2 separate regions of the Homo sapiens genome follow, and region 1 is linked to region 2. A link is an interaction called in ENCODE POLR2A ChIA-PET data of the cell type or tissue named here. Cell type or tissue: IMR-90. All regions are shown on one strand.

What was found. Peaks named below come from ENCODE experiments on the same cell type or tissue, not always from the same donor. Only the 100,000 strongest peaks of a DNase experiment are listed, where the experiment ranks them.
Region 1: POLR2A ChIA-PET joins it to region 2 with 11 read pairs; 1 of 35 experiments calls an interaction of 5 or more read pairs at or near these places.

The regions. Positions count from the first base shown.
Region 1 is chr6:112,248,604-112,251,103 of GRCh38, forward strand. All of the region lies in intron 2 of LAMA4 (laminin subunit alpha 4), which reads right to left. All of the region lies in intron 2 of LAMA4-AS1 (LAMA4 antisense RNA 1), which reads left to right. Among named protein-coding and RNA genes, the nearest start is that of LAMA4, 4.7 kb to the right of the region's middle. In IMR-90, no CTCF peak of the experiment used is centred here; a DNase peak (open chromatin) is centred at 1,108.
Region 2 is chr6:111,460,053-111,462,552 of GRCh38, forward strand. The region is part of intron 1 of REV3L (REV3 like, DNA directed polymerase zeta catalytic subunit); the gene reads right to left. Among named protein-coding and RNA genes, the nearest start is that of REV3L, 22 kb to the right of the region's middle. In IMR-90, no CTCF peak of the experiment used is centred here; no DNase peak of the experiment used is centred here.

The DNA.
Region 1 (2,500 bases), 790 kb after region 2:
CTAGGGAATGGAATTCTTTACTTTTTAGCAATGTTATAATAAATTCCATAACATAGACCAGGTATTCCATAGGTAATACTGTTATGAATTTCCTACTTATTAATCTAAATCAACAGCTTTTAAGATAGACTGTAGCATCACGTGGAGGACACACCCTAGAATATCATTATAAAGAGAAAATAGGATAAGGAGACTCTATAGTTGAAAAAAAAAGTGCTCTATCAGGAAGACTCCCTGGTATACAGAAAGCAGAGAAAGGAATATGAAAATTTGGTTAAGGTAATTACCACTCTTAAATGTCAATGAACTCATCTGTAAAATGGGTATAATTTTCACTATTTAGTATTAAGACAATTCATGGAGGTTGATGGGACATAGTAGAAGTCAACAAGTATTAGTTTTTTTCTTTCTTACGTGAGTAGTTTTAAAAAGTAGTCATTAGGCTAGACGGAGAAGGGAAGTTATCTCAACTTTTTGTAACTTATGCTACTCATCTAACAAGCACTGCAAAAATGGTCTTTAAATTGCATTTTATATTTCTTCATTTAAAGAAATTCCCAGCAGGGTGCGGTGGCTCACGCCTGTAATCCCAGCACTTTGGGAGGCCGAGGCGGGTGGATCATAAGGTCAGGTGATAGAGACTATCTTGGCCAACATGGTGAAACCCTGTCTCTACTAAAATACGAAAAATTAGTTGGGCGTTGTGGCATGTGCCTGTAATCCCAGCTACTTGGGAGGCTGAGGCAGGGGAATCGCTTTAACTCAGGAGGCAGGGGTTGCAGTGAGCTGAGATCAAGCCACTGCACTCCAGACAGGCAATAGAGCAAGACTCTGTTTCAAAAAAAAAAAAAAAAAAAAAAAAAAGGAATTCCCAAAACTTTGACTAGAAGTATTCCTATATATATTTCTATTTACCTAATCACCTCTTCCTAGCTACTTTTGCACAGTTGAACTGCTTTTATAAACTCCTTCCTAGCTGTGCTGCTTACAAGCAGGGGCCTGGGCAAATGCTCTGTGCCTCGGTTTCTATGTGTATCAAATGAGATAATAACGATACCAGTCACATTGATTTGTCATGAAAGTTACTGGAAATTACTCATGGGAAGTGTTTACATCAGTATCGGCATGTGGTAAGTACTCAACGAGTATCAGCTATGAGCCATACTATTATTGCTATTACCACCACTGCTATATTCCAGTTCTTCTAAAATAAGGTTTTTGAAGCCTATTTTGGTGTTTGGCAAGTAAGTTTTGTGCCCTACTGGTCTAGCACAGGAATAATACTTTTTTCACATTACCTCCATGGCACTTACCTTGTAGCCACTCTTATAGAATGTTAGTACATTGTTCTGTATATAATGGCCACTTATTTTTTTTCTCTCTTCAATTGCTCACCCCTGAGGGCAAAGATGAGACTATACCTTCTTTCTATTGCTCCTTGTACCTATTTTATTGCTCTTTCGAGGTAAGGCTCCAAACCAGCTTGTTGGGTGAATAAATGAATGAAATAATGACTGCATGTAAGGGGTTCAGATTACCTAATTGAATTGTTGGAACAGCAATGTAGAGTGATAACCCAGGCTAGCAACTGGAGGTCTTAGTGTGATCTCAAGGGACCTTTTTCAAAGCAAGTGACCAAGATAAGAAAAAAGAAAGCAGATGGTTAAAGAGATCTAAAATGTTTTTATTAAACATTCTGCAATCTTTTAATGGCAGGACCCTAACAATGTGCTGGGACATGGGGTCACGTATCAACAAGGAAAAAAGTCAAGAGGAAAAGTCCCTCAGAGTTAGTCTGCTTTATAGAGTTTCTTTTTAGCAAGTCAGTTTTTCCAGTGTAAGGTATGTTCATGGGCACTGATCTTCTTGGAGTGAAGTTAACACAACAATAATGACAACAATAGCAAAACTGAGGTTTCTAGGAGAGAAATTCCTCTTTTCCCCTCTGAGGGGCAACTCATTGACAACTCAATGTTGTCAATTGTATCCCTTATTCTATCATTTATCTGTGAAAGCCAGTAATAGCACCGTCACCTCCTCCACCACCTTCCACCTTGCCCTGTCAGAAGAGTCCTTGCCTTCTCAGTTTCTCAGTCTCTGTGTGGCTTCTTTCCAGCCACACAATGTAACCTCCAACCTCATGTTCTTGACCTTGTTTAGTTCCTACTTCTTTTTGATGGACAAGAATCTCATTCTTCCTAAGGACATTCTGTTACTGGCTTCTTGTGGGGGTGTTCCCATCTTCATTCCTGCCCCCACACCAGTTCTTTTCCATATCTACCATATCTATATTGGTCAAGAAGAGTTTGGCCTAGTTTTTCCTGCTATAGTGTGTGTGGTGGAATGAATAGACTTTCTTTTCCTTAATGTGAAATATTAGAATACTGATTATCATTATTGAAACTGCCCAGTCTTCCCTTTTGAGAATCACCTGTTGAGAATCACTGTTCTCACCATAAACTCAGCAATAAAGGACTCAGTAGATTAAGTGTCAAGAAGC
Region 2 (2,500 bases):
GTGGTACATATACACCATGGAACACTACACAGCCACAGAAAGAACAAAATCATGTCCTTTGCAACAACACGGATGCAGTTGGGGGCCATTATCCTAAGCAAACTAATGGAGAAACAGAAAACCAAATACCCCATGTTCTCACTTACAAGTGGCAGCCAAACCATGAGTACATATGGACATTAAGATGGGAACAAACAGACACTGGAGAATACAAGATGGGAGAGGGAGGCAAGGATGGAAAAACTACCTATTGAGTACTATGCTCACTTCCTAGGTGACGGGTTCAGTCGTACTTCAAACCTCAGCATTATGCAATATACCTTTGTAATAAACCTGCACAGGTACACCCGGAATCTAAAATAAAAGCGGAAAAAGAAAAAAAATTTAATTCAAATAAAAATATATACGTAAAAGCCATATAACAAACAGTAGAGTGACATCTTTTAAGTACTGAAAGAAAAAAAAGGCAATCCAGAATTCTATATTCAGCAAGAATATTTTAGAAAAATAAAGTCTTTTTGAGAGAAACAAAGATAATTTATTACTAGCAGACTTGGCCTATAAGAAATGTTAAAAGTTCTTCAGGTAGACAGAATGATACCAGACAGAAAACTTGGATCTACACAAAGACATGAACAACAGTATAAACGGTATAAATGAAAGTAAATACAAAACTTCATATTTTTCTTATTTGCAATTGTTCTAAAAGATAACTGTCTCTAAAGCAAAAATGCAGTCATGTACTGCATAATGATATTTAATCGACAAGGGACCACATATATAATGGTGGTCCCATAAGATTACGATGAAGCTGAAAAATTCCTATCGCCTAGGGACATCCTAGTTGTATTAACATTGTAGTACGATGAGTTACTCACGTGTTTGTGGTGAAGCTGGTGTAAAGAAACCTACACTGCCAGTTGTATAAAAGTATAGCATATACAATTATGTTAAGTACATAATACTTGATCATGGTAACAGTTACTAGCTTATGTATTTATTATATACTTTATCATTATTTTAGAATGTACTCCTACTTACATAAAAAGGAAAGTTAACTGTAAAACAGCCTCAGGTAAGTCCTTCAGGAGATATTACAGAAGAAGGAACTGTTATCATAGGAGATGGCAGTTCCATGTGTGTAATTGTCCCTGAAGACCTTCCAGACAAGATGTGGAAGTGGAAGACAGTGATATTTATAGCTTGACTCTCTGTGGGCCTAGGGCTAATGTATTTGCGTCTTAGTTTTTAACAAAAGTTTTAAAAGTAAAAATTAAAAATTTTTAAATAGAAAAAAGCTTACAGAATGAGGACATACTTTTGTACAGCTGTACAATGTATTTGTTTTAAGCTAAGTTATTGTAAGAGAGTAAAAAAGTTTAAAAAACTAAGAAGTTAATAAAGTAAAAGTTACAGTAAGGTAAGGCTAATTATTGAAGACTTTTTAAAAATAAATTTATTATAACCTACATGAACAGTTCTATAAAATCTATAGCAATATACTGTAAAGTCTTAGAGTAGTAATATATTGCATGTTGATTGCATATATATAAAAGTAAAGTGTATGACAACAAAAACATAAAAGATGAAGAGGAGAAATGGGAGTATAGAACTATAAGGTCCTAATACTACATATAAAGCTATGTATTATTATATCAAGAAAACTGTGATTAATTACAAATATACGGCAAACCCTAGGGCAACCACTAAACAAATTTCAGAAAGAGGTATAAATAAATAAGCAAACCGCGGAGAGAAATGGAATTTTTAAAAAGTCCAAGTAATCCAAAAGAAAAAAAGAACAGATAGACTAACATAAACCAGATACCATAGTGGTAGATTTTAATCCAACCATATTACCAATGTTGATAAATATAAACAATCTAAACACACTAAATAAAAGAGACATGTCAAAATGAAAGACAGAGATTATCAGACTGGATAAACAAGTAAGCCCATCTATATGCTGACTATAAGAAACCCATATTAAGTGTAAAGATACAGATAGGTTGAAAGTGAAAGTAAAACAAAAAACAAAAACAGAAAAAATATGTTGGGAGACAATTCTCCATGGGTCTCTGTTGAGGTAGCTGCCTTTGAACCTACTTCTCAGTATCTGGTCTGCAACCATCTCCCCAGTTACTCTTTATTAATAAGTGATACAATGGAGAGATGGAAATCTCATGTCTATTGCTAATATGTATGAAATTCATGGCAAACTTCAGTTTTTGACATGATATACCATGTAAATACTAATCAAAAGGAAGCTGAAGTGGTTATATTAATACAAGGCAAAGAAGATTTCAGAACAAGGAATATTACCAGAGATAAAGAGGCTGTCCGCCAGAAAGGCACACCGATCTTAAATATGTATGGATCTAACAAACTTTCAAAATACATGAAAAAAAAACTGATAGAACTGGAAAGAGAAATAGACAAATCTATTAAGTTGGAGACTTCAACACATCTCTCAGTATTTTATAGAACGAGTAGGCTATAA